Linked DNA regions of Homo sapiens: region 1 is linked to region 2. Evidence: chromatin loops called from intact Hi-C (ENCODE). Cell type or tissue: mucosa of descending colon. All regions are shown on one strand. Each heading gives the region's core, and the rest is flanking DNA. Links, peaks and the distances in the headings are about the cores only. Region 1 overlaps LOC102723338 (a long non-coding RNA gene). Region 2 has its middle 110 kb from the start of GPAT3.

Region 1 (15,601 bases), core at 7,332-9,831, 880 kb after region 2:
TAAAGATCCTTGTAATTACATTGTGCAACCCTGGATAATGCAGGATAATCTCCTTAATTTAAGGTCAGCTCATTAGCAAACTTAATTCCATCTGCAACCTTAACTCCCCTTTGCCATGGAACCTAACATAGTCACATACTCTGTGGATTATCATATGGATATCCTTGGGGTAACCATTATTCTGCCTATAACAGGTGAGGATATTAACACATGTGATTTTTAAAAATGTTTCAAAATGAAATGTGTCAACATTTGGAACATCTGCATAACTTAGTAAGCCAGCATTTTCTAAATGACCAATGTTTGATGTTCAAAATCACAGGTGGGTAGAAGATTCATTCAAAATGCAAGACAGGTGGGTTTAATGTAACAGAGTACAAAAATTTCATAAATATGGTTTCAGATTCCAAATTTGTAACTAACCTTTTAGAAATGAATGCTTATTGAGTTTTGATGTAGCATCAAAGAAGAATATACACAATTATCTGAAAAGGCCATGAAAATATTCATACTTTTCCAATTACATATCTGTGTAAATCTAGATTTTCTTCATGTGATTCAACTAAAACAACAATATATTGCAACAGATTGAATGCAAAAGCAGATATGAGAATCTGTCTTCTATAAAACCAGATGTTAAAGATATTTACAAAAACATCAACAATACCACTCACTGTATTTTTTAAAACCATAGTTATCCTTCATAAAAATATGCTTTCCTTGTTAACATGTAATAGGTTTTTTGCTGTTACTTTTTAAAAAAATCAATACTTTTTTAAATTTTAAGCTCTCAGTTTTAATTTCTAGTGTATATACTGATAGTTATAACTCACATAACAAAAGTTTTTTGGGGTCCTCAATAATTGTTAAGAATGAAAAGATATCCTGAGACCAAAATATTTGAGAGCTGCTATGCTAGAGTAGCAATTCCTTCAGAGAGAGAGAGATGAATATGAGCTCGTTAAATTCATATTCCACTTACTGCAGATCTTACTCATCCCTCAGCCTATATTGGCCCTTATAATGATCATGACTTATTTCTACAAGGGTCATACTGGGCTGCCAAGAGGCAAGTCTACCAGCTGAAAAAAAAGGAAACCCTACCATTTGATTAAGGCAGCAGAGGTATAAAATAGAGCAGCTCTGTCCACAAAGGATAGTAAGGGAATGAGAAAGAGCAAGGAGGAGTTTGCGTGACCTCCCATCTGTCCACAAGGCAGTAGGTGTAGGAACCCAGAGGAGGCCACACCTAATGCCCTGCCTTCTTCCAGCTTTTTTGGAAGCAAAGGTAGAGCATTAAATGTGCAATTAGACCATGGCTGGAGCTCTGCTAAGGGAATGTTTCCCTAAATGAAAGCTTATGGTATATGCAATGTGTTGTGCTCATAAAGATCAGAAGAAGGTTGGTTTAAGACACCTGGCTTTTTATTGAATACCATTCTGTACAAAGAATCTGACAGGTACTTTCACATTTATCTTGGTATTTTAGTAATGCATTCTCACATCTAAGAACATAGATGTCCTCTATTGCAAATGCCTTTCTTATTGTCTGTGGAACCAAGTAGCTACGCAGCCTGGGACAGCTCCTTAACCTCTCCCAACTCCAGATTCCCATCTGTCACCTGTGAATAGTAATGCCTACCCATGAAGATTGTTATGAGGCTCAAGAAATAACAATAATGTATATGAAAAGGCTTTTTGATAAACTCAATTGTTTTGTAGAAATAACAGAGCCAAGGAGGAACTTGGTAAGGTGACTTTATTTCTCTCTCCCATTTTCATCATTTCCACCCTCAATTTAGCCCAGATACAACCAAAGTAAAATCATAGTTCTTGCTATAAAAATGAAGACTTAATGTGGGGTTTCTTACTCCTCTTCCAACCAAACTGTTACTACCAAGCCCCTTCTACATATAAAAATTCTATATGTTTCTCTGTTTTATGTTTTATTTATTACTACTTAGCAATATGATATTTATACAAGAAGAATTTGAAATGTTCAGTGACTAAGTTGTGCAATCAATTACTCATTCAATAAAGATTTACATATCCACTAAGTGTCAGGCTGTGAACTAGGCAGTGGAGATACAGTAAAAAAAATAAAATAAAATAGAATACAAACAAAAATCCCTGCCTACACAGAGCTTGTATTTTAATGGGTAGGGGAATAGGGAGTGAGATGATAAATACTATGTCAAAAGGTGAGATGACTATAGGGAAAGAAGCAGGAAGGAGATACGGGGTGCTGGATATTGGTGACGGCGTGAAGGGTGCGATTTTAAATGATGTAGTGAAGGCAAGAGTTTACTATTACAATGTCATTCAAGTGAGGGCCTCATGCAATTATTGTGGAGAAGATGGCTCAAGGCAGAGAAGACACCAAGTGCAAAGGTCCTGGGCTCTGGTGTGTTCACAGGCTAGCAAAGAAGCCAGGGTACCTGGGGAGGGTAAGGAGGGGCAGAGAGGTAGGAAATGAGTAGGAAGGGACAGTATGGAGAGGTGGTGGGCAGGAGTCAGGGACTTCCCATCTCACTAGGGGGAGGTTTTGAGCAGAGGACTGAGTTATGTGAGTTAAGTGTTAAAAGAAACCCACAGCCAATATCATACTGAATGGGCAAAAACTGGAAGCATTCCCTTTGAAAACTGGCACAAGACAGGGATGCCCTCTCTCACCACTCCTACTCAACATAGTGTTGGAAGTTCTGGCCAGGGCAATCAGGCAGGAGAAGGAAATAAAGGGCATTCAATTAGGAAAAGAGGAAGTCAAATTGTCCCTGTTTGCAGATGACATGATTGTATATCTAGAAAACCCGATCGTCTCAGGCCAAAATCTCCTTAAGCTGATAGGCAACTTCAGCAAAGTCTCAGGATACAAAATCAATGTGCAAAAATCACAAGCATTCTTATACACCAATAGCAGACAAACAGAGAGCCAAATCATGAGTGAACTCCCATTCACAATTGCTTCAAAGAGAATAAAATACCTAGGAATCCAACTTACAAGGGATGTGAAGGACCTCTTCAAGGAGAACTACAAACCACTGCTCAAGGAAATAAAAGAGGATACAAACAAATGGAAGAACATTCCATGCTCATGGGTAGGAAGAATCAATATCGTGAAAATGGCCATACTGCCCAAGGTAATTTATAGATTCAATGCCATCCCCATCAAGCTACCAATGACTTTCTTCACAGAATTGGAAAAAAACTACTTTAAAGTTCATATGGAACCAAAAAAGAGCCCGCATCGCCAAGTCAATCCTAAGCCAAAAGAACAAAGCTGGAGGCATCATGCTACCTGACTTCAAACTATACTACAAGCCTACAGTAACCAAAACAGCATGGTACTGATACCAAAATAGAGATATAGATCAATGGAACAGAACAGAGCCCTCAGAAATAATGCCGCGTATCTACAACGATCTGATCTTTGACAAACCTGACAAAAACAAGCAATGGGGAAAGGATTCCTTGTTTAATAAATGGTGCTGGGAAAACTGGCTAGCCATATGTGGAAAGCTGAAACTGGATCCCTTCCTTACACCTTATACAAAAATTAATTCAAGATGGATTAAAGACTTACATGTCAGACCTAAAACCATAAAAATCCTAGAAGAAAACCTACGCAATACCATTCAGGACATAGGCATGGGCAAGGACTTCATGTCTAAAACACCAAAAGCAATGGCAACAAAAGCCAAAATTGACAAATGGGATCTAATTAAACTAAAGAGCTTCTGCACAGCAAAAGAAACCACCATCAGAGTGAACAGGCAACCTACAGAATGGGAGAAAATTTTTGCAATCTACTCATCTGACAAAGGGCTAATATCCAGAATCTACAATGAACTCAAACAAGTTTACAAGAAAAAAACAAACAACCCCATCAAAAAGTGGGCAAAGGATATAAACAGACACTTCTCAAAAGAAGACATTTATGCAGCCAAAAAACATGTGAAAAAATGCTCATCATCACTGGCCATCAGAGAAATGCAAATCAGAACCTCAATGAGATACCATCTCACACCAGTTGGAATGGCGATCATTAAAAAGTCAGGAAACAACAGGTGCTGGAGAGGATGTGGAGAAATAGGAACACTTTTACACTGTTGGTGGGACTGTAAACTAGTTCAACCATTTTGGAAGTCGGTGTGGCAATTCTTCAGGGATCTAGAACTAGAAATACCATTTGACCCAGCCATCCCATTACTGCATATATACCCAAAGGATTATAAATCATGCTGCTATAAAGACACATGCACACGTATGTTTATTGTGGCACTATTCACAATAGCAAAGACTTGGAACCAACCCAAACATCCATCAATGATAGACTGGATTAAGAAAATGTGGCACATATACACCATGGAATACTATGCAGCCATAAAAAATGATGAGTTCATGTCCTTTCTAGGGACATGGATGAAGCTGGAAACCATCATTCTCAGCAAACTATCGCAAGGACAAAAAACCAAACACCGCATGTTCTCACTCATAGATGGGAATTGAACAATGAGAACACATGGACACAGGAAGGGGAACATCACACTCTGGGGACTGTTGTGGGTTGGGGGGAGGGTGGAGGGATAGCATTAGGAGATATACCTAATGCTAAATGACGAGTTAATGGGTGCAGCACACCAACATGGCACATGTATACATATGTAACAAACCTGCACGTTGTGCACGTGTACCCTAAAACTTAAAGTATAATAATTTAAAAAAAAAAAAAAAAAAGAACCACTTTGGCTGTTGTATGGAGAATAGACTGCTGAGCCGCAAAGACAAAGAAAGACCAGGCTGGGCATGGTGGCTCACGCCTGTAATCCCAGCACTTTGGGAGGCCGAGGCGGGTGGATCACCTGAGATCAGGAATTCAAGACTAGTCTGGCCAACATGGTGAAACCCCGTCTTAACTAAACATACAGAAAAAAGATTAGCTGGGCATGGTGGCGGATGACTGTAATCCTGGCTACTTCAGGAGGCTGAGGCAAGAGACTCACTTGAACCTGGGAGGCAGAGGTTGCAGTGGGCTAAGATCACACCATTGCATTCCAGCCTGGGCGACAAGAGCAAAACTCTGTCTCAGAAAAAAAAAAAGAAAGAAAGAAAGAAAAGAAAGATAGAAAGACCAACTGGGAGGCTTTTGAAACAATACAGTAGAGAAAGCAGGGTGATCACAATGGAGACAGTGAGAGATAGAGTCTAGATATATTTTTATGGTAAAAACAACAGGATTTGTGCAAAGGTCGAATGTGGGTTATAAAAAGGAGGGAGGATGACTTTAAGGATTTGGCCTGAACAACAGGAATTGTGCAGCAGCCATTCACTTAGATGAGGTGGACTGCAGGGAGGCCAACAGGGTTTGGGGTGGTTAGAAAGACTAATAATTCAATTTTAGACATGTTAATTTTGAGATGCCTTTTTGACATCCAAAAGGCCACGGGGGTCGTTTCATATAAGAGCCTGAAATTCACAGGAAGGGGTCTGGGCTGGGTATAAATTTGAGAACATCTGCTTTTGTATAATATTTAGAGCTGGGTTGAGATTAAATGGTATTAGCAAGATACTAAGCATAGATAGGGAAAAGAAGGATTTCAAAGACTGGAACCTGAGCCTTAAATCAAGAATATAAGGAAGAATCAGCAAAAAACACTAGAAAGAGTTTCCAGTGAAGGAGAAGAAAAACCAGGAGAATACCATTATCTGAGAGTAAAGTGAAAAAGTGTATCAGAAAGCATGGGGTGATCAGCCATGTCAAATGCTGCGGGTCGGTCATGTCAGATGGATGAATTGACACTCAGATTTTGCAAAAAGAACATCATTAACAACCTTGACAAGAACAGGGTGGTGGTGGTGGTGGCAAAAGCCCTCATGAAGTCAAAGAAAGAATATGGGAAAGAATTCAAGAAACAATATGAGGAAAGGAACTGGAGACAGCCAGTATAGACAACCCTTTTGAGGAGTTTTGCCGTTAAAAAAAAAAAAAAAAAAAACAGAAAAATAAAGAGGGAAAAGGGGAATGTGAAGTCAAAAAGTATCATTTTTCTGGATTTTTTTAATGGAGACATTTTTAAGACATTTACAGACATGGACTATATTAGTAATTCTGTATATGCAAATAAACAAAGAGCCAAGGAGGGATATAGATGTATTTTGTCCTTAATTTATCTATTCATGAACGTGGTTAGAAACTGTACGATAAAAGAAAAAAAAGGAAACCAAGCCTTACAAAGAGACTGATGCCTTATCCCCTGACATGCAGCTAAGAAGCAGATCTTACTTGGCTTCAGACTTCGAGCACAAATGAACCCAAATGGATTCAACTTTACTGAACTATGTATCGTTTATTTTGTTACTGAAATAAGAATATCAGGCAACTGGAAATCAATGAATTGATTTAAATATTGTGCAAAAGATGGAGCTATTACTATGGGCACATTTTTATGATTTAAAAATCACATTTCAGCATTTTCCCTATGTCGGGGCTATGACAGGGCAGCATTGATTAACACATTCAGACCCAATCATCAAGAAAAAGACTTGGAACTGCACATTTCCCTTGTAAAAGATGCCTTCTTAGGTCCATACCAAGTTCAAAGTTATTAAATAATGACAGTTGGGTTTGGGAGTTTTTTTGGTGTGTGATTTGTTTTTAACTTTTTATTATGAAAAATTTCAAATCTATGCAAAAGTAGAATAGAATATGACCTTACCCCCATATATATATAGGACCCAGCTTCAACAATTACCAACTCATAACTAAGCTTATTTCATCTCTCTCCCCACCCACTTCTCTCTCCCTAAGCACCAGACTATTTTGAAACAAATCACAGACATTGCATAATTTCATCTATAATTATTTCAGTGTGCATGTCTAAAAAAGAAGGACTCTTTTAAAAAATCACATTATCATTTTCACACATAAAAATTAGAATAGTCCATTAGTTCCATCAAATATTCTTCAGGGTTCACATTTTCTTATTTATGTTCTATAAATATGTTTTTACATGTACTGTAGTTTTGTTTGAATCAGAATACTAACAAGTCCTATGCACAAACACGTCATTTCTGAAAGGGACAAGTGGATAAATTTAAAAGAGTTTTGGTTTTACAAGCAAATTACCAGAAGCACTTTAGTGTTACAATATATAGTATAAAACCAATTTTGATTGAAATGGGAACAGTGCATTTTAAAATATAATTTAATAGGTTTAAATGAATGTTCCAAATACTAAAGCACACTACACTTTCTCAAAAATAAAAAGGGAGATGATTTGGGGCTGCCAATTACAAATACATTCACAACTGACATGAACGTTTTCAGTTGAAAATATAAAATCTTCTTAAAATATATATTTCTTCTGTTGGTTGACTTGGCTTTGTGTTGCAAACTATGGTTCATCTGTTCTTCCAGTTGCACTAGTACCGCCAGGCTAAACATTCTTCAGCTCAGTCCAATCCTAAGCAATTACTCCCTTACCACCTAAAAAAAAAAAAGAACCAAACCAAAAAAAAAAAAATCAATTACATGCTTGTTAGAAATTTTTGCATACATAAATTATAACTCTGATTCTGGGTGCTAGGAAAACTTTGGCTGAAGCAAACAAGGAACACCTAAAAGTTAAGCAAATAGCTACCTTAAACCAATTTACTGCTTTTTACCATCAGCATCACAGAGTGTCAGAACTAAAAAGAGGCTTTGCACTCCAAACCCCTCCTAACAGAGGTGAGCCAAGAGAGGCTGAACGACTTGCCTGGCATCATGCAGCAAGAAGGGAGGTTCCCGAACCCAGACTATCCTACGACCAGACTAGATGCTTTCCCCTGCTGTTATGTCATACCCAAATTGCTAGATTACATCTGATTCAAAGCTACTGCTTTTCTGTTAAAGCTCCTGTCCTTCTGGTGGAGCAAGATTTGGGAGAACGGCAGTCATCCCTCCATATACATGGGGGATTGTTTCTAGGACCCCTGCATATACCAAAATCCTAGCACACTCAAGTCGCAAAATGGGCCCAGCGGAATTTGCGGAAAAAGTCAGCCCTCCATGTGTGCAGGTTTCACATCCAGCAATTACTGTATCTTGAGTCTGCACTTGGTTGAAAAAAATCTTTGTATAAGTGAACCCACACAATTTAAACCTGTGTTATTCAAAGGTCAACTGTGCTTTTACATTTCATTTCTCTTTATTTCACTTTCTACAGTCGCTTCAGAAAATGTTGTCAACTATTTTAAATGGCTGGTTCTTCTTTCACTATTTAATGTGTTTAATAGACTTTATTCACTATATACCCCTACTGATTAAGTTGGCTCTTACAATTTTTATACAATCCTTTTGGCCAAGACAAAATGAGACTTTAGTGCAGTTTTCAAAATTTAGTAAGCATTTGTTCTCACCAGATTATATTAATCTTTATCTTTTCAAACAGTCAGCTTTCATATTTATAGTATGCATGAAAGTACACCATAATACTTACCAATTTTCACTTCACAGCAAAGGTAGATTATGAATAAACTATGAAGTTTGCAAAAAGGCAGTATATTGAAAAGGAGCACCACATAATTTGTTATAATAGCTCCCCCTAGTGAGCATTCTCACTATTGTTTCCTGAACACCTTTTAGGGTTATTAATTCCAATACTTGGTTTTGTTACCTAGAAATTTTCTATCATGGCTGTAAACAAAAGTTATGTCACCAAATGGTCATTTCAGCCCCAGATATACTCACAAAAATTAACCCTATCAGCAGAATGGTTTTCAACTAGAAAAGAATGGTGTTGTTTTTCATTTAACGTAAAATGGGAAAAATGAAAAAGAACATAGAATTCGGCAAATACAATTGATAATAATAACTGTGATTCATTAGCAGTTAATATGTGCCATATATTTTGCTAAGCACTTATATGGGTTGTTTAATGTGATCCTTGTATTACTTTAGGATATTAATACCATTACTAATTTCATGTTACAGATAAAGAAACTAAGTCTGGCCTAAGGACATACAGCTAGCAAGTGACAGAGCTGAAATTTGAATCCAGGTTGTCTGACTCCAGAGTTCACACTCCAAGCCACTATTCTATTCTGTTGATGAAGCCACAAAATTACTTAGGTCCCAAATCTGTTTTTTTTATAATAGCAAATCTGTTTGCCAGATTATTGCATTATTTATCCACTCTGCTTATATCACAGAAAGGCCCAAAGTCTTCCTGCCCTGGTGTTGCAATTCCTCTTTTCTGCATACTCACCTCTGTCTGTAGCTGCCACCCAGTTCAGAAGTAGTGGTAACCAATTCCAGAGTTGAGGCAAGAGGGATACAAGATGTGCCTAAAACAGCTTAAGTCAGAAAGTGAGAAAGTACTCAAAAAAAAAAAAAAAAAAAAAAAAAGGAGCGAGTCACAAAGACACAGGTGCCCAGATTGAAGAGACTTCTCCTGGCCAAACCTATGACAATTTGAGCACTAGCATGATTAATTATAAATCATTGAAAAATTAAGAACTCATAAGTTCATACTAACATTAGATAGATAGGTGAGAGAGAGAGAGACATAAGAAGAAGGGAGGGCTCTTGCTGACAGGGAGGGCTCTTCCTGAGGGCAGACTGGTAAATGTGGAGGGAATGCAGGGATTTAAAAATAATCATTTTGCAATCATAGTGAGATTGGATAAGGCAAGAAACATTAATAGATTCCAAATCTAGAGAGAAATTCTGATGAGGAATCAGATATTTGCATGATCTTAAGATATCTTCCCACCTATCACTTCTTAGTTGGAAGGGGGAAAAATAAAATAGTAATTATACAGTGGAGAAATAAGACAACCCTTTGATCTGGTGGCCTCATGTAACATCACTAACAAGAAACAGATGGGCATCACGTGCCTGCAGATGTGAAGCCTTGAGATGAGCATGTCACACATGTACTGTTCTTATCAAGAATGTGTAATCTGACTGCAACCACAAGAAAACAGCAGAAAAACCCAAGTGATGAATATTCTGCTTAGTTAAAGGGGGAAGTATAATCTTGAAAACTGTCAAAATCATAAGACAAAGAAAAGCTATGGAAATAATCCAGATTAAAGGAGCTAAACAAACGTGACAACTAAATGCATTATTTGTTTCCAGGCTTAATTACACACTGGAGGGGTAAAAATGCTAGAAAGAGCTGTTAGGTCAACTGACAAAACTGAAATATGAACAGTAGATTATACAAAACTACTACATCATTGTAAATTCACTGAACTTGATCACTGTGCTGGGGTTAAGTAAGATAATATCTCTATTCCTATAAAATATACACTGAAGGCCAGGAGTGGTGACTCACCCCTGTAATCCCAGCACTTCATGAGGCCAAGGTGGGAGGATCACTTGAGGCCAGGAGTTTAAGATCAGCTTAGGCAAAGCTGAGGCTGGAGGATCACATAAGCCCAGGAGTTTGAGGCTGCAGTGAGCTATGGTCATACCACTGCACTCCAGGCTGGGCAACAGAGCAAGACCTTGTCTGAAAAAATATAAAATAAAATAAAATAGAAAATATACACTGAAGTATCTAGGGGGAAATCATCAGGTAATTAACTATCAATGGTTCGAAAAAGATGTGTGTGTGTGTGTTTGTGTGTGTGTATGGTTTAAGGCTATGGAGTTTCAATTTTGCAAGATGCAAAGAGTTCTGTGGATAGACAATGGTGGCACAACAATGTGAATGTACTTCATACTACTGAACAGTACCCTTAAAAGTAGTTCAGATGGTAACCGTATTTTACCACAATTTAAGAGAGAGAGAGAGCGAGCATGCAAATGATAAAATTCATGGGGCATACTGCTAATAGATGAATTTGGGTAAAGAACATTTGAATGTTTTCTGTACTATTTTTATTTTTTCAATTTTTATGCAAGTTTAAAATTGTTTCCAAATAAAGTTTTCTATGTAAATAAAGTAGAAATTCCTCCCATGGCAGAGCAGCTCCACCCGCCTCCTGGTACAGCCTCCTAGGTGAGTGGCAGGAGAGGGGCCTGGAAGCAGCCACCTGCTCTCAACCCTCTCACTCCGCATGACCTGTTCATTCACCCTTTCTTTCAAATGCCTCTAGGGTTAGATGACCAAACTGATCCTCACCAGATTTATCCCCACAGACTACATTCTTTTAATGAATTGACTGGCTCCCTGGGGCAGGATAAACTCAGGAAATGAGGGTGAGGTAAAGGGCACTGGACCAGGAGACAGAGTCTGCATGTCTCATCCTGATTCTGCAGATTAGCTGTGTGGCTTGGGCAACTCATTACCTCTGGAGGTGAACACTCTGATCTAGAATTTTTCTTTTTGTTGTTGTTGTTTTATTGTTGTTGTTGTGATCATGCCACTGCACTCTAGTCTGGGTGCAGAGTGAGTCTGGGTGTAGGATGCAGAGAGACCCTGTCTCACTCTGCCACCCAGACTAGAGTGCAGTGGCATGATCACAGCTCACTGCAGCCTTGACCTTCTGGACTCAACTGATACTCCCACCTCAGCCTCCCAAGTAGCAGGGACTACAGCTGCATGCAACAAAACTCAGCTAATTTATTTTTTATAGAGACAGGGTCTCCCTGTGTTGCCCAGCCTGGTCTCGAACTCTTGGGCTCAAGTGATCCTCCCGCTTTGGCCTCCTGAAGTGCTGGGATTACAGACGAGAGCCACTGCACTGGGCCTCAGAAATTTTTAAAGGTCCCTTGCAGCATTATAATTTTATATCTTACATTCACCACTCCTGAGAACAGAGTCACCAATTAAGCACTAGGTAATATGACTCTAATGATATGGCTAAAAATATTGAAACATTCCACATGTTAATTTTTCCTCCTGCTACTTAGCTTTTGGCAATATGTTGTTACGTTGCGTTCTAGGAATACTAGAGGTAAGGGTTTGTGTGTGTAGAGAAAGACAGAAAGAAGAGGAAGGAGGAAGAGAAAGAAGGGAAAACAGAATGGTATTCTATCGGAATGAACAACACTTACAACTGATAACATTTTAAAATCTATAGCATCGACTCACAACTTAAAGTAAAGCCTTTCATTTTCTAAATTGCTTTGCAGTTTTAAAGTAATTTCTTACCTGTTTTATCATTTTATCTTCCAAAGAACTCTGAGACAGTCAGGACAGACAACATTTCTATTTTAAAGATAAGAAAACTGATTTGGAGAAGGCAAATGACCGCCAGCTAATTTGTGGTGGTTCACCAATTAGAATCCCAGCTTTTTGACCCTGTACTGATGCTCTTCCCAATTTAAAAACCTATAAAATGTCTTTTCAACATCATACTGAATGGGCAAGAGCTGGAAGCATTCCTCTTGAAAACCAGCACAAAACAAAGATGTCCTCTCTCACCACCTCTATTCAACATAGCATTGGAAGTCCTAGCTGGAGCATCAGGCAAGAGAATGAAATAAAAGGCACCCAAATAGAAAGAGAGGAAGTCAAACTATCCCTGTTTGCAGATGACATGATTCTATATCTAGAAAACCCCATAGTCTTGGCCAAATAGCTCCTTAAGCTGATAAACAACTTCAGCAAAGTTTCAGGATACAAAATCAAAATACAAAAATCACTAGCATTCCTATATACCAACAACAGCCAAGCTGAGAGCCAAATCAGAAAGGCAATCCCATTCACAATTGCCACAAAAAGAATAAAATACCTAGGAATACAGCTAACCAGGCAAGTGAAAGATTGCTACAACGAGAATCTCAAAACACTGCTCAAAGAAATCAGAGAAGACACAAACAAATGGAAAAAATCCCATGCTCATGGATAGGAAGAATCAATATTATTAAAATGGCCAAACTGCTCAAAGTAATTTATAGATTCAATGCTATTCCTATTCAACTACAAATGACATTTTTCACAGAACTAGAAAAAACTATTTTAAAGTTCATATGGATTCAAAAAAGAACCTGAGTAGCCAGCGCAATCCTAAGCAAAGAGAGCAAAGCTGGAGGCATCATGTTACCTGATTTCAAACTATATCACAGGGCTACAGTAACCAAAACAGCATGGTACTGGTACAGAAATAGACACATAGTCCCATGAAACAAAATAGTGTCCAGAAATAAGGTCCACCTATGACCATCTGATTTTCAAAAAAGCTGACAAAAACAAGCAATGAGGAAAAGACTCCCTTTTAAATAAATGGTGCTGGGATAACTGGCTAGCCTTACGCAGAGTATTGAAGTTGGGCCCCTTCTTTATGCCATATGTAAAAATCAACTCAAGATGGATTAAAGACTTAAATGTAAAACCTAAAACTATAAAAACCCTGGAAGATCCTGGAAGGGAATACCACTCTGGACACAGGAACGGGCAAAGATTTCACGACAAAGATGCCAAAAGCAACGACAACAAAAGCAAAAATTGGCAAATGAGATCTAATTAAACTAAAGAGCTTCTGCACAGCAAAAGAAACTGTCAACAGAGTAAACAGACAACCTATAGAATGGAAGAAAATTTTTGCAAAATATGCATCTGACAAAGGTCTGATACCCAACATCTACAGGGAACTTAAACAAATTTACAAAAAGAGAAACAAGAAATCCCATTTAAAAGGGGGCAAGGGACGTGAACAGACACTTTTCGAAAGAAGACATACATTCAGCCCACAAACATATGAAAAACAGACCAGTATCACTGATCATTAGAGAAATGCAAATCAAAACCACACTGAGATACCATATCATTAGTCAGAATGGCTATTAATTAAAAGTCAAGGCCAGGCGCAGTGGCTCATGCCTGTAATCCCATCACTTTGGGAGGCCAAGGCAGGTGGATCACCAGGTTAGGAGTTCAAGACTAGACTGGCCAAGATGGTGAAACCCTGTCTCTACTAAAAAAAAAAAAAAAATAGCCAAAGGTGGTGGTGGTGCCTGTAATCCCAGCTACTTGGGAGACTGAGGCAGGAGAATCGCTTGAACCTGGGAGGCGGGGGTTGCAGTGAGCCGAGATCGTGCCACTGCACTCCTGGCTGGGCGACAGAGTAAGACTCCGTCTCAAAAAAAAAAAAAAAAAAAGTCAAAAAGTAACAGGTGCTGGTGAGGTTGCTTGTGGATAAAAGGAAACACTTATTCACTGTTGGTGGGAGTGTAAATTAGTTCAATCATTGTGAAAAGCAGTATGGTGATTCCTCAAAGAGCTAAAAGCAGAACTACCATTCAACCCAGCAATCCCATTACTGGGCATATATCCAGAGGACTATAAATCATTCTACCATAAAGATACATGCACATGTATGTTCATTGCAGCACTATTCACAATAACAAAGACATGAAATCAACCTAAATGCCCATCAATGGCAGACTGGATAAAGAAAATGTGGTCCATATACACTGTGGAATACTATGCAGCCATTAAAAAAAGATAAGATCATGTCTTTTGCAGGAAGATGAATGGAGCTAGAGTCCATTATCCTTAGCAAACTAATGCAGGAACAGAAAACCAAATACCGCATGTTCTCACTTATTAGTGGGAGCTAAATGATGAGCACTCATGAACATAAAGAAGGGAACAACAAACACTGGGATCTACCTGAGAGTGGAAGGTGGAGGGTGGGAGGAGAGAGAGGAGAAGACAAAATAACTGTTGGGTACTAGGCTTAATACCCGGGTGATAAAATAATCTGTACAACAAACCCACACGACATGAGTTTACCTAAAGCTTCACATGTACCCCAAAACCTAAAATAAAAGTTAAAAAATAAAATGTCTTCTACAAAACAACAGGCTGCATGCTTCAAAAAGTCACAGTCATGAAAAGCAAAGAAAAGCTGAGAAACCCTTGTAAAGAAAACTAAAGAAGCACAAAAAGTAAATTGAGTATGTAATTGTAGCTTGGATTTTGGATTACAAAGAAACACATTGCTTTTGCAAAAGACATTTCTAGAACAATTGCCAAAATTTCAATTTGGACTGTATTAGATAGTATTGTATCCATATTCGATTTTCTGAATTTGATAATTGCAACATGGTTATATAAGAAATTGTCCTTGTTCTCAGGAGACAGACACTGAAGTAGTTAGGGATAAAATGTTATAATATCTGTAACCTTCTTTCAGTTGGTTGAGGGAAAAAAAGTGACAAGAAGAATAAAAAACAAGCTCAGCGCAGTGGCTCACACTTGTAATCGCAGCCCTTTGGAAGGATGAGATGAGAAGATCCCTTGAGCCCAGGAGTTTGAGGCCAGCCTGCACAACATAGTGAGACCAACTACCTACAAAGAAGATTAAAATTTTAAAAATTAGAAAAATATTAGCCAGGTGTGATTACAAACACCTGTAGTCCTAGTTACTCAGGAATCTGAGGTGGGAGGATTGCTTAAGCCCAGAAGGTCAAGGGTGCAGTGAGCTATGAGTGTTCAAATGCACTCCAGCCTGGGCAACACAGTGAGACCCAGTTTCTAAAAACAAACAAACAAAAGGGTGAAAAACATTATGTGTATTAATATACTAGAACTATATATGATATAAAGAGAGAAAGAGATGTGGCAAATGTGGAAAAATCTCGGTGAAAGGTATTTACATGTTAATTGTTATATTCTTGTAATTTTTCTGAGGTCTGGAAGTTTTTCAAGATTAGAAGTTT
Region 2 (15,601 bases), core at 2,979-5,478:
CATCCTCAGTGGTTGGGGGGTGGAGAAGAAGAGACAGAATATGTTACCTTAGGAAGGGAGTGGGAAGGCTTGCTGGGCAAATGAGCAAACTAAAAAGAGCAACCGCAACCTATCGCATTCTGCTACTGAGATACCAGAACACATCCATACCCTTCTCCCCATGCATGCAATTCCCAAAGTGCCTAAATGCTGTAACTTTCCTGAGTAGACACAGTACAAACTCATCTTCTTCCCAAGAGGAATTAAAGACACATTGAATTGATGTGTTCAACACCACGTCTAGGATTTCTGGATGATGTGTGTTCCTCTTAGGTTCAGAGGTAGTGTCTACTCCAGGTCCAATAATCTATTTCCATTAAGAAAAAAACTTGACCACAAAGCCAGTTATTTAATCTATTTTGGATTCACTTAACATACCTTTTAAGATTTCCAAAAGAGACAAATCCTGTAAGTGTCTTATTTTATTGAGTTAAACACTTGAAAGCTATTTATTCATTTAAATCAGTATTTTGAGTAAGTGTTTATATGAGCCCCTAATATTTGTCAGGTATCATTTTAGGTGCTAGGAGTACATCCCTCATTTCTCTGAACTTAAAGACATGAGCAAATAACTAAGCAGTAAGGGGCTGTAATTGCAGTATTAATTGCATGTATGTTCTATTTGTACCATTTTTACAGAATTGTATGTATTTTACAGGTGGTATTTATGAAAATTGAAACCATAGAAATAAGAGAATCTCACTGATACAGAGAACAGGGATAAATAGAACCTCAAAGAGTTAGAGTTATTATTAGGACCAATTTTAAGTTGGAAGATACTTGGCAACAGTTTGTCAAAAATGATGGAACCGTTTTCTTCCTTTTCCTAGTTTATGTGGACTTTTGTTCTAGCAAATTTTGGTTTGTGCATTTGAGGGCCAATTACTCATGAAGCAGAATATTTGAGTCCATTTGCTTTATTCACTAACTGGTTGTCCTACTGGCATTTCTAATTTAAAACACATTGAATGACCTCCTAAGACAAACATCTAGCTTAATGATTAGAGGGAAGGATTGGACAGTACTTCAGAGCATGAGTTTTGACATAAGTGTCACCAAGGTGGGCCGGGCACAGCGGTTCACACCTGTAATCCCAGCACTTTGGGAGGCTGAGGCGAGCAGATCACCTGAGGTCGGGAGTTTGAGACCAGCCTGACCAACATGGAGAAACCTCGTCTCTACTGAAAATACAAAATTAGCTGGGCATGGTGGTGGTGCGCCTGTAATCTCAGCTACTCGGGAGGCTGAGGCAGGAGAATCGCTTGAACCTGGGAGGCGGAGGTTGTGGTAAGTCGAGATTGCGCCATTGCACTTTAGCCTGGGCAATAAGAGCGAAACTCTGTCTCAAAAAAAAAAAGAAAAGTCACCAATGTTTACTCCTGGCTTCACTCTTATTAGCTCTGTGACCTTCAGCAAGAGTCTTAGCTTTCTTAGTTTTCTCATTTAAGTAGTGGTACTCAACTTGTACTAGTACTCAACTTGTAAGGTCATTGTGAGTGTTAAATAAATATGTCACCGTATTAGCATATAGTAAGGGCTATATACATGTTGAAAGAATAATTAGAAAAAAGTGAAGCCTTTCTTAAGTGCCTTTTAAAAGTAGGCACTACATGGCTAAAATCCATTTATTAATGCTATAGAGACTTGATTATTGTTCATATAATTGATTATTGTTTGTTCATATAATTGATTACTGCTGTCTTAATTGGGGACCAGTGTCACTCAGAAAGAGTGTTGACAGTATGGAAATTACAAAAGATGTTGTTTTTATTTACTATGTTGAATGGTGGTATGAGGGAATCACTGGACTAGCAAAACTCTCTTAAAGTTTTGACATGGGATGGAGTGTGTGGTGGTGGGGACCCTTTTTCCCACTGTTGAGGTTTTATTCTTGTGGAGGGAGCTCCACTAGTCTAGGATTTCTGGATGATGTGTGTTCCTCTTAGGCTCAGACATAGTGTCTTCTCTAGGTCCCTTCCTTGGTGTTTTTATGCCCCTTCCTTGCTCCTTTCTGGAAGATACGTCACTTATCTGACTGGTGAATGTGGAAGGAATAACTGACCAAATGGCTCAGCCTCTTCCCTTTTTCTCTTGGGAGGAGCCTGTCTTCTGGAAGCTTGCATTCCACTCTGATCATCCTTGTCATAAATGCACCAGGCAGGCCCTGTTTTTCAGAGGCTTGCCCAGTCCAGTGGTGCTTGGGATTCAAAAGATAAGCAGTGGCTGGGTGCGGTGGCCCACGCCTGTAATCTAAGCACTTTGGGAAGCTGAGGGAGATGGATTGCTTGAGCTCAGGATTTTGAGACCAGCCTCGGCAACATGGTGAAACTCCATCTCTACGAAAAATACAAAAATTAGCCAGTCTTATAACCAGGTCTCAAAAAAATAAATAAAAATTTAAAAAGACCAGCAGTTTAATTCTTGAGTGCAATGTGATCTACTTGCCTAGAGACGTAGCCTCATTTTTCAATATTAACAATGTGATATCTATTCTCCTAGCTGCCTTATTCTTTGGTCGGATTTCTTAATTGCCTCACAACATTTGTGAGAAAGATGAATGTCATTTACCAAGCCTGTTGAAATCCCAGCAGTCCTGTTAACAATGAATTGTGCACATTCTACTGGGGACTTCCTTCCTTTCCTTTCCTTCCTTTCCTTCCTTTCCTTCCCTTTCCTTCCTTCCTTCCTTCCTTCCTTCCTTCCTTCCTTCCTTCCTTCCTTCTCTCTCTTTTCTTTTCTTTTCTTTTCTTTTCTTCTTCCTTTCTGTCCTGAATCTCGCACTGTCACCTGGGCTGGAGTGCAGTGGCGCAATCTCAGCTCACTGCAACCTCTGCCTCCTGGTTCACGTGATTCTCCTGTCTCATCCTCTTGAGTAGCTGGGATTACAGGCACACACCACCACACCCTGCTAATTTTTGTATTTTTAGTAGAGACAGGGTTCACTGTGTTGGCCAGACTGGTCTCAAACTCCTGACCTCATGATCCGCCCGCCTCGGCCTCCCAAAGTGCTGGGATTACAGGTGTGAGCCACTGTGCCTGGCCAGGGACTTTCTAAGAGCCTGAGTGGAATACACTTCAGAATTATCTATTGAAGGGCAAGGGAGCTAGGGTGTCTATCCACCAACTCCTGTCCCTCACTGGCTGAGGGTTGCTTAATTCCCTGGTACTTTTAGCTTGCCCATTTTGTCGCTAGCAGAAGTCCTCGGCCAGAGAAATGCAGGTGTTTGATGCGGGAAACCAAGAATAAGATGAGAACAATCTACTGAAGCGCCAAGTAACTTTCAGTGTGTCCTGGGGAATGGTTGGGGCACTCACAGTGCCAGCGATAAGGTTCTCTGAATTCCCGTTGGCTATGCTAGTACCCTTGCTCTGTGATTCCACAGATGTTTCCTTAGTCAAATCCAGCATTGGATGGGTTTATTCTGTCACCTCAGCTGTAAGCTCTATGTGGGCAGGGACCAGATGCATGCTATTCACTGTGGTATTCTCAAGCCTAGATGATCAGTAAATATTTGTTAAATGTAGCCGGGTGCAGAGGCTCACGCCTCTAACCCCAGCAATTTGGGAGGCAGAGGCAGGCAAATCACTTGAGGTCAGGAGTTCAAGATCAGCCTGGCCAACATGGTGAAACCCTGTCTCCACAAAAAATACAAAATATATATATATATATTTTAGTCGGGCGTGGTGGCACGTGTCTGTAATCCCATCTACTTGGGAGGCTGAGGCAAGATAATCGCTTGAAGCCAGGAGGCAGAGGTTGCAGTGAGCTGAGATCACACCACTGCACTCCAGCCTGGGCAACAGAGTGAGACTCCATCTCAAAAAAAAAAAAAAATTACTTGTTGAATGAATGCTGTGGTCGGGAATGAATAAATGGTCACAGTGAAAAAATCATATGCAATTATTTTTAAAGCTAGTTTTGGTGTTTTGTAAGAAAGTACATTTGCTATACAAAGAATTGTACTGCTGAAACACAGAGACATGAAGTGCATGGTTTGGACCCACCTGATGTTAAGTTTGAAATAAACTTGCCTTTTACAACTTTATGGTCCTAGAAAAAGGGAGATCACATATTTTCCTTTCTTAGCAAAAATTGTTATCAAGGAATAGTTTCCATGAAGGTAAAACAGAGTAAGAGATTTGTTCTATTTGAAGTATTTTAAATAGGTTCTGTTTGTGAAGTTACTTGTCAAAGTTTCTCAACAGGAGAGAGATGGATTTCAGTGCTGAGGATATGATGATGTAATGTGACAACATTGCCAGTAGGGGGTGCTGTTTCACGTAGCATTAGAAGCTTTATGGCTTTGGATTCTGTAAATAGAGTTCACAACATTATTCTCGAAATGAATTAGATTAGTTTCCGAACGGTTGATAGGATTTTTAACGTCAGACAGGCAATAAAAGAGAAAGCACCAAAATCAGTCACCCCACTCCATAAGCAAAAAAGTCTGAGGGAGATAAAATCTGTAATTCATACAACTGCAGCCAATATGGGGAAGAAATAATAAAAAAGAAAAAAATGGCTAATTCCAAGTTGATTATATGCTCCAGTGTGGCCTGGATAATTCCAGTTTTGAAATACTATTCTGGATGGGCACATATGCTGAGAAAAATTCAGATATAATGGATAGTGGATAGTTTTTGTTATAGAGTCAAGAGTTGCTTGAATAGATAGCTTTAAGATGAACTGGGAAGTGCTGGGCTTAACTTTGTGAATTACCACATATGAAATACAATTATGCTCACAAATTACTATATTTAAAAACAGCTCACAAAGTAATTCTCATACTCCTGCATTTATAACTTGACAAACTGCTGAGCTGTCTTAATATTTCAATTGAATCTAATAAACACTTACTGGGGGTCTACTGTGTACCAGGCAGTCTGCCAAGCACTGGGAATCCACAAATTTTAGTAAGACAGAGCCCTCCCTTTGAGATTAGCCTTTAGCCAGGGGTTTTTAGGCCTTATAGAGACACTGCTTCTTTTCCATCACAGCCAAAGAACTCAGTCCAAGAGCTGTGGTGCAAGGAGAGGAGTGGTTGTTCCCTGCCTCCATGGTCTTCCTGTAGCAAGGTCTCTGCTCCTCTATACGAAGACCTTGTTTAGTCTGGAGGCAACCAAGAAGTAAGAATTGCCAACACACTGGTTATTCCTCTTGCATCACTCCTTTCAATGCAGAGGGAAGAACTACGGTCATTTTAGATGTTTATCAAAATCCAGTTAATAGATTTAAAAAGGATTATCATTCATCATACCTAAATGTCATAATCACTCCCTTTTCCAGGATGCCCGAAGAAGGCTCAAAGACACAGTGAAATGGCCAAAATAATATTCTAGGACTAGCCTAGAATATTCTAGTCTTCTCGCAGGTTCTAAAATGACAGCTCTAGTGCCAGGACACTAACACGACTGCCCCGAGATTTACCCCTTCCTCTCCCTCCAGAAACATTTGAGACGACAAAAGTTTTCCCATGCAGCAGCAGAAAGCTATCCAATTACTTTCTGGGGAGTGAAATCTTTTAGAAGACACGAACATCAAAGATTTTGAAATGGGGTCAAAGAACAAGGGTGTCTTTGGAAACACACAGTCCTGGTCTGGATTCCAACCTAATTTTTCAGCCGTGTGATTTTGGGCAATTTACTAAGCCTTGGCTTTCTCCCTTAAAAACAGGAATTATCATTCCTAGCTCTTAAGATTGTTGCAAAGTTTGAAATAGGATAATCTATGGAAAAGCACCTATAATAATTCCTGGCATGGTGGGCATCCTAGAAAGTGTTAGGATTCTCCCTTCCTTCTTTGGAGGGGATATTGGTCATCAGTTATGTGATCATCAAACCACATGTAAGCATGTTTAGTATCCAAGCCATGTCATCAACACAGACCCATCGTTTCCTCCTGACCTGCTACTAATGCCCCTTATTTTGATAATAATGTCAATACGCTCTTTCATGGTAAAGTCAATGAACAGCTATGATCATGAGGGCTAATTCTGAAAGCATTCATAGGCAAATCCAAAGCAGGAAGAGGCTATTTATATTTTTCCTTAGTTTTCTTATAAGAGGCGTACCTGAAAGCTGGCGTTCTGAAAGAAACTGATTAAATGACGCATCATTTTGATGCATTCCAGAGCCTTCCCCTTGTTTCCTGTGTGATTCTCAGCCTGCCAGCTCAAGTGAAGTGAGGAACAGCTTCTCTTCATATGCCATGCACAATATGGGAGCACAGCAGCTTTTGCTGCTGATGAAAATATTATGGCCTCAGTTCTCTGTAATCAATTTACTGCTTTATGGACCCAAAGTCCTCCAGAGAATTTAATAAATTCACATAATGTTTCTAAGTGCTGCATTGTGCATTTGGAGCGCTGATTTAGCTGACAAATGTGAAAAATTCGTGTAGCTAGACAACTCCCTAGTGATTAGACATGTGTGGAAGCTAAAGAGACCACGTTGCTCCAGAGAAGGTCAGCATTAACATAAAGCCCAGAATCTTCTCTTCACTAGCCTCATGTCCCTTCAGCTCTGATGGATAACACCATCTGACCAAACATTTATTTGGGGGGTAGGGTTTTACTCATTTCCAGTGGGGCTGTACTTTTGATTCTCTAAAAGTCTGCTCTGGTCTAGGCAGAGTGAAGAATGACAAAGTTAAAGGTGATAGTGTAATGTGTGACTAGGGTGGCACCTACGGATTCAGAGGATGAAATGGTCACTAAGTTATGCACGTTTGACCCTGAGGGATGCCAGAGGTTTCTAAGGGAGCATTTTGTGGGACAGCAGCACAGAGTCACTTGTTTAAAACCAGTTCCATTTAAAGTTATATTAACTCTTTCTGCACATCTCTCTCTTCCATTCAAATTTCTTTCCAAATGTAAACAGATTTACCAAAAATAATTATTAAACCACTTTATTACTCAAAATAATCTTCTATCTTTACTAATGTACATATAAATATTCTGCATCATGATAACCAATCGATTACATTGTCCTAACAATGCCATTTTGTATTCCCCTTTTCCTCTTTAATGTTACTTCATACAAACAACAAAAGCGTTATTTTGTGTCCATCAAAGTGGGCCACAGAGCTGTTGTTTCAAATAGGTTTTTAGTATTTAATTTCTGGTGCTGTATTGTTACAGAGACCATCATTATTCAGAATTACTGCAGGTTTTACTGTTAATTTTAGCTTGAATTTTGGTTTTCAGCTCAAGCAAAGATTTAAGATTTACCTTGAGTTCTCAAATTAGGGGCAATCTGCAATGGATATGGGGCCTAGAGATGTTGTAATAGCCCGTGTAGAAACAAGCTGACGCCTGTTGCACCTCCTATCCTGGTGATGGATGACCCAGCTGATACCTCTACTCTGGCAGGCTCTGAGCACTGGATGAGTGACTGTGGACTCTCTCCTGGGGGACCCAGAAGGTTTGGAGCTGCTCCTATGGCTCTGGATCTGGGTAGAGACACCCAGATGCTTCACTGATGAAAAGGGAATGCCACTTCCTGTATTTGGATACTGTAAGCAATGCTTGACAGGTGATCTTTCTACCACTGTCAAAACAGCCGAAGAGTTGGGGAAACAAAATGTGGTCAAGTATTAACAATCAGAGATAGAATGGGAATGAATATTCCTGTTCATGAAAGACTCTGTAAAACACTTAAAGAGGTATATTCTGAGCCAATATGAGTGACCGTGGCCTGGGGAACTGTATCAAGAGGTCCTGAGAAAGTGTGCCTGAGGTGGTTGAGTTACAGTTTGGTTTTATACATTTTAGGGAGACCAGGAGTTACGGGCAAAGACATAAAATCAATACATGGGAGGTACGTATTGGTTTGGCCCAAAAAGGTGGGAAATCTTGAATAGGGGGTGGTGCTTACAGGCCACAGGTGGATTCAAAGACTTTTCCGATTGACACGTGGTTGAAAAACTTCAGCTTTGTCTAAAGACTTGAAGTCAGCTGAGCCTAGAAGGCCTGGAAAAGGAAGGTCTGGCTGCATTGATGGAGATTCTCTACAGATGCAAACTTCTCCTACAAAAGATGGCTTTGCAGGGGTATTTCAAAATATGTCAATAAATATGTTTCGGGGCTGGGCGCGGTGTCTCACGCCTGTAATCCCAGAACTTTGGGAGGCCGAGATGGGCAGATCACTTGAGGTCAGGAGTTCAAGACCAGCCTGCCAACATGGTGAAATCCCTTCTCTACTAAAAATACAAAAAATTAGCCGGGCGCGGTGGCACGCATCTGTGATCCCAGCTACTTGGGATCACTGAGGCAGGAGAATTGCTTGAACCCGGGAGGCAGCGGTTGTAGTGAGCTGAGATCATGCTATTGCACTCCAGCCTGGATGACAGAGTGAGACTCTGTCTCTCTCTCTATATATATATTTTTGAGAAATATATATAATATATATATTTTTGAGAAATATATAATATATATATTTTTGAGAAATATATATAATATATATATTTTTGAGAAATATACATAATATATATATTTTTGAGAAATATACATAATATATATATTTTTGAGAAATATATATAATATATATATTTTTGAGAAATATATAATATATATTTTTTGAGAAATGTATATTATATATATTTTTGAGAAATATGTATTATATATATTTTTGAGAAATATATATAATAAATATATTTTTGAGAAATATATAATATATATTTTTGAGAAATATATATGATATATATTTTTGAGAAATATATATGATATATATATTTTTGAGAAATATATGATATATATATTTTTGAGAAATATATATGATATATATATTTTTGAGAAATATATATGATATATATATTTTTGAGAAATATATATGATATATATATTTTTGAGAAATGTATATGATATATATATTTTTGAGAAATGTATATGATATATATATTTTTGAGAAATATATATGATATATATATTTTTGAGGAATATATATGATATATATATTTTTGAGGAATATATATGATATATATATTTTTGAGGAATATATAAGACATATATTTTTGAGGAATATATATGACATATATGTTTTTGAGGAATATATATGACATATATGTTTTTGAGGAATATATATGACATATATGTTTTTGAGGAATATATATGACATATATGTTTTTGAGGAATATATATGACATATATGTTTTTGAGGAATATATATGACATATATGTTTTTGAGGAATATATATGACATATATGTTTTTGAGGAATATATATGACATATATGTTTTTGAGGAATATATATGACATATATGTTTTTGAGGAATATATATGACATATATGTTTTTGAGGAATATATATGACATATATGTTTTTGAGGAATATATATGACATATATGTTTTTGAGGAATATATATGACATATATTTTTGAGGAATATATATGACATACATGTTTTTGAGAAATATATATGATATATATATTTTCTCTCTCTCTCTCTCTCTCTCTATATGTATATATTTGGGGGTAAAATATTTTGATTTTCTTCAGGGTCTGCTATCTGTCATGTGATCATATACCAGGGTCCAGTTGGAAAATTATTGCACAAGATATTTTAATTTCTAAAGGCTTTTGAGTGAACTCTGGCCTGGATGGTACCGTGCAGCACAATGCAGTGATACTATAAACAATATGCTTGATTGTGAAGCTTCCTGCCTCCCAGGAGTTAACAACAGATGATGAGAAATGGAAGGTTGAAGGTTTAGTGAAGGTCCCTTTTAAGAGGAGGATACTTGCTAATGAACATGCTTTCTAGAAGTTCAACTTTCTCCATGGGGAATGGCACCCAGTGCCAAATCTAACTGTGTTGTATTCTACCACCCATCCCGAGATGGTGGAGCTGAAACGTCTGTGCCGGGCAGAAAAGATTCCACATTATTACTGAAATGATAAACCTATGAGGCCAACCTGCTTGTGAGGTTGTGGTTTTATTTTTGCCACTATTTGGTTGCTGTCATTCCTCATAAGTATGTCTCCACACTTGTCAGGTCAAATCTGCTGTCAATTGAAATACATAAAATGCATATCTCTGTATGTATACATATTTTTCATTTTCTAAAATGAACATCATAAAAACAGAAACATGACCTACAAAGGCAGGATACAGACTCCAAATATTGTACAGCAGCTTCATTTTTTTATTAGATTTTCTGTGTTTTCTTCCCCCCCAGTTGCTGGATAAAATCCATACAAATGAAATACTGGCTCACTCAGTAAATAATAATGAAAAGGTAAATTCATTTTACAGAGAAGCCAGTGCATGTAAGACATCATCTTGAATGACTGTGATTTTCTTGAACTGATCACCAGGCTATTATAGTCTCTCAAGAATGATATCTGGTTTTTAGGTTCTCCAATTGTGCCTGCGACCTCTCCTTAACCCTTTGGCCCTTAAGAAACATTGACTTAAAACCAAAAACCATGTGCAACAGTATGCTGCTGAAATGACACAGGTACAATTTAGTTCACATTAACTTGGAGTTCTGAGAGCTGAAGCACACACTGAGGATCTGGCCTCTCCCTGCCATCATCTGACCCCTCCTCTTGTATGTTTTGATAGTTGTGATGTAATTATAAAGTTCTTTAAAAGAGCGTAGAAAAGAAATATATTTAGGGGTAAAATCTTGTTTTCTTTTTAAGTTCATTGTGTAGCTTGGAGTGTCTCCAAATCTGCCATATTAGGTTCCATTTTGGTTTTTGGAAAAGGCCAAATGTTTATGTAAGATATTTTTTGTTTTTTTCCTGGGTAGGTGGCTGACTTTTAAGTTGGTATACATATGCCAGAGAGGACCAGTTTCCTGGTTTGCCCCAAACTGAGGATGCTCCCAGGACATAAAACTTTCAGTGCCCAACCTGGGAAAGTCCCTGGCAAACCAGGATGAGTGGGTCACTCTATAAGATGGGTTTTCTTTTGACTTTGTTTCGGTGTGAATTAAAGGTAAAATTAAACTCAACAACGGTTTTTTTGAGGACATAAAGGGCCCTAAGAACGGAAGATCAGCAAAAGAAATCTCTTCTCAGAGAGTTTTCTGCTTGGACTAACTGGTGAATCAAGTCCTCAGATAGCTGCAGGTCAAGGTGACCCAAGCTAAGAGCTATTGGAGCCCTTACATAGGCTGGGAGAATCAAAGGAAGGGACGGTCCCTTCCAAATGAGTAAGCTGCTCTCTGGCATTTCATTTTGAATTAAAAATAAAATACCCTTTTAGCTGGGCATGGTGGCCATGCCTGTGGTCCCGCCTACTTCGAGGCTAAGGTGGGAGGATCACTTGAGTCTGGGAGTTTGAGTCTGCAGTGAGCCAAGATCGTGCCACAGTTTAGTTCTGGCATGACAGAGTGCCTGATGACAGAGTGAGACTGTCTCAAAAAAATTAATACAAAAATATCTAAAGCTCAGTAATGCCATGCAAATAGCTCAGTGTTTCTTGTGTATCTAAGAAGACAAAAATATGTGAGTAAGCCCTTAGTCAGAAGTAGTTTGTCCACTGCATTCAAGATGAATCTTGGGCTTTATCGAAAGCTTTATTGTGCTTTATTGAAAACTTTGAAGCTGGAAACAAGTTGACATCTCTAATATATTTGTCTTCAGTACCAAGACTGTGTAGTAGCTTGAGGAAACAACGTCTGTAACATCTGAGAATGGGTCCAGGTTCAAGTACCTTTGAATGCGAGGAAAGAGAACTATGAGTTTGACCACAGTGAAGAGAAGCCAGGGTGGTAGAGTGCATGTATTTTTTTTATTTATTTATTTATTTATTTATTTATTTATTTATTTATTTATTTATGAGATGGAGTCTTGCTCTGTCACCCAGGCTGTGCAGTGGTGCAGTCTCAGCTTACTGCAACCTCCGCCTTCCATGTTCAAGCAATTCTCATGCCTCAGCCTCCCAAGTAGCTGGGACTATAGGTGTGCACCGACATGCTTGGCTAATTTTTTGATATTTTTAGTAGAGACGGGGTTTCACCATGTTGGCCAGGCTCGGCTCGAACTCCTGATCTCAGGTGATCTGTCTGCCTTGGCTTTCCAAAGTGCTGGGATTACAGGCGTGAGCCACCGTGCCCAGCCTGTGCATACCTTTAGACAGGAAGCCTCAGGAACCAAACCGTGGAGTCCCTTGGTTTAGTTTCAGGACAGGCAGGCCCTGATGTTGTTACTAACAGAAGGAGAGAGAATGGCTCAGTGCGGAACCTCTATCCTGGTTTTTGTCACAAAGGTGTGAAAAGCTGGCAATGGCCAGTAAGTAGAGGTTAAGGGCAGAGCCAGGCAGTCCTGATCGGAATCCTTTTCCCACTACTCTCTATTGTGTAATCTGGGGCAGTTTACTTCCTCCCTCTAAAATCCCATTTTCTTATCTGTAATCCAGGGCACAATTCCTTCACTATAGTTTAGTCATCAGGATTAAATGAGATAATGTAAAACAATTTAGCATAATTCCTGGTACAGGTGTCCAATACATAGTAGCTATGCATATTATCATTATCAACAATAGGATAGGCATTTCATTCAATTGCTGTGATGGATTAACATGTGTGAGTTCTTTCTCTTGTCAGTTTATGCAATCATTTTTTCCCCTGAACTAAAATCATTCTTTTATTGATATGTACTGTAATTATAAGAGCCATTTTCTAGTGGATGCATAGATTTAAGGCATAAAATATCCATTTGATAAATCTCTTAGGATTAAAATTTGACCTATGTTTAAAAAGGCTGATCCAGGATTTCTTCAGAAGTAACAGGCTTATTATTTTTCTGAGAGGGGGGCCTGGGTTTCCCCTGGGATGTAGTTTTTCCTCTCCTTCGTGGGCATAGGCGCACCCTGTGCCATCTGCTCTTCTGGGCTGAGAACCGGGATGGAAAGTGGGAGGCCTGCTCACTGCACTTGGGATGAGAGCCATGGATAGCCGTCGGGACACGTGAAAGAGTGACCGACAATGGGAGCAGCTGAAACAGAATCACCCTTGTTCACAAACCCACACCACCCGATTTGTTTTGCTCTCTCCTCTTCGGCAGCCGTTCCACTGACTTTTCTCCACTAGGTAAAGTCATCCTGGTATTGGGGATTAATCCTCCTCAAGGGCTCTGGTAGTGATGAGAGCATGAAGCAGATACCACTAAGGCAAAGTCTGTGCTCAAGGAGAAGAAAGACACATTGGAAGTACCTGCCCTGGGCTGCAAAGCAAATTTATGTCATGTCCTCCTTATTAAGAAGCTGGAAATTATACACCAGTCAGACAGTAAATGTCCTGAGTTCACCCTCATAGGGATGAATTCTGCTTTCTAAGACAATTCTTTTGGTTTCAAAGAAAACTAGCAATCGTTCAGTCTTTTTATTTTTATTATTTATTCATTTATTTTTTGAGATGGAATCTCACTCTGTCGCCCAGGCTGGAGTGCAGTGGCACGATTCCGGCTCACCATAACCTCCGCCTCCCGTGTTGAAGCGATTCTCCTGCCTCAGCTTCCCACGTAGCTGGGACTACAGGCGTGTGCCGCCATGCCCATCTAATTTTTGTATTTTTAGTAGAGACGGGGTTTCACTATGTTGGCCAGGCTAGTCTCGAACTCCTGACCTTGTGATCCACCCGCTGTGGCCTCCCTAAGTGCTGGGATTACAGGCGTTGAGCCACCGTGCCCCGCCTTGTTCAGTCTTTTTAAAATGACAACTTCTAACTGGGCTGAGTTTGACTCTTCTCTGTTAGAAGGCAAATACTGGCTGGGGGCAGTGGCTCACACCTGTAATCCCAGCACTTTGGGAAGCCGAGGCGGGCAGATCACGAAGTCAGGAGATCGAGACCATCCTGGCTAACAGAGTGAAACCCCGTCTCTACTAAAAATACAAAAAATTAGCCGGGCCTGGTGGCGGGCGCCTGTAGTCCCAGCTACTTGGGAGGCTGAGGCAGGAGAATGGCGTGAATCCTGGAGGCGGAGCTTGCAGTGAGCGCCGAGATCGCGCCACTGCACTCCAGCCTGGGGGACAGAGCGAGGCTCCGTCTCAAAAAAAAAAAAAAAAAAAAAAGAAGGCAAATATTTATGCTTGCCTCCTCCCAGAAAACAACATTAAGCAGTTAATAGTAAATCAAGTGTCCTGGACAAGCCATGTGAACGTCAGCTGTGTTTACAGCTGGGGTTCAAGGGGCGTGACAGAAGTCTATTTGCATAAGGTGCTAGGGAGCCTCATGGGCGAGGACTCCCCTTAAGTGAGGTAGGAACCAGCCTCATGAGCCTAATCCTCAAATGAAGCTCAAGTAAGTTGTTAGGAGGAACATGCCTTGAACATATTCTACCTCAAACGCACAGATGGGTGAACAAAATAAAACAAAGAGCTAGAAAAAAGCTGACAAAGTCGCTATTCCAATAGAACTCCCTATGGACCATTCTACTGAAGGGAAAGCCCAGGAGCTGGGGAACTGCTCAATATTTACAGTTGAGATGTGGGTACAGTTGAATTGTGGTTGGTAGTTTTGAGGAGAGCAGTTTTGACATGTAGCAAACTTGCAGTTCACATCCACAGAATAAATGTCGTGGGTTGGATTCTTTGGGAAGTAGTCAGCCACATCACAGCTCAACTTCTCCTTCTGCCCAATCCTTTCCCAGTAGGCGTCAATCCCAAAAGGCTAAGTCTTTGTCTACAAACGCCAAAGTTAATGCTTTTGGGATGAACGCCTACAGGGGAAGGATTGGGCAGAAGAAGAAGTTGAGCTGTGATGTGGCTGAACTCCCAGGAGCTTTGCAGCTGGCCCAGCCCTTTGGAGTTGTCCCCACTTGGGCTTGGAGGCTGGAGTTTTATACTCCTATATCCACCAGTCATTGAATGCAGATTGGGAACAGCCCTCAGCTGGCTAAAGACAACCATCTCAACCAAGGTCTTGGCCACTTCCCAGGGTCAATCTGCATTCAATGACCCTGGAAAGTGGGCAAGATCTTGGCTGTGATGGTTGTCTTTAGCCAGCTGAGGGTGGTTCCCAAAGGGCTGAGAGCTGAGGGTTGTTGGAGGGCAGGGTGCCCAGCAGCAGTGGGAATGACTTCTCCAGCCCTGAAGCTGGGATTTGGGTCGTACAGCACTGTCTATTACAAAAGGACTACTTATCTTTTGAGAGACTAGTAGAATGTACTGAAGTACTGCTGACTTGGGGAAATAGATGTCAGTGTGGATTTTCAAAGCAAACTATAGTAACCCACACATCTGGGCATAAGGGACTACCTTGGTTTAAAGCTTAAGTGAAGTAGCAACAGGCTTTATGAGCCGAATCCTCAAATGAAGCTTGAGTAAGTTGTTAGGAGGAACATGCCTTCTCCAGCAGTTGGAGAATCAGGAGGTCACAGGACCCACTGTTCGTTACAGGGCCGTGCTACCAAACTTAAACCAAGTCAGACTAAAATGACTTGTTTTTTTTTTTTTGGTTCTCCCATTCTGAGAAGAGTGTTCCTTTTTCTCATACTGTGGTAAATAGTAAGTACTCTGTGTACTTCTAAGGTTGTATGGTGCTACAGTCATAATAACAGTAAGAATAATCACAACCATAAGCAACATTTATTGAGTGGTACTATGTGCCAGCACTC

The links. A loop is a pair of places that touch in the nucleus more often than their neighbours do. Peaks named below come from ENCODE experiments on the same cell type or tissue, not always from the same donor. Only the 100,000 strongest peaks of a DNase experiment are listed, where the experiment ranks them.
Region 1: it touches region 2 in a loop (8-fold over the local background); 15 of 110 quality-filtered maps call a loop at or near these places.

What each region holds. Positions count from the first base shown.
Region 1 is chr4:84,520,780-84,536,380 of GRCh38, forward strand. LOC102723338 (a long non-coding RNA gene) reads right to left here. Exons shown (of 8, transcript XR_007058460.1): 6 at 15,136-15,230; 7 at 9,249-9,336; 8 at 6,041-7,486. Among named protein-coding and RNA genes, the nearest start is that of NKX6-1, 29 kb to the left of the region's middle. In mucosa of descending colon, for the core only: a CTCF peak has its summit at 8,595 (motif pointing left); no DNase peak of the experiment used is centred there.
Region 2 is chr4:83,640,568-83,656,168 of GRCh38, forward strand. No RefSeq gene overlaps it. Among named protein-coding and RNA genes, the nearest start is that of GPAT3, 110 kb to the left of the region's middle. In mucosa of descending colon, for the core only: a CTCF peak has its summit at 4,301 (motif pointing right); no DNase peak of the experiment used is centred there.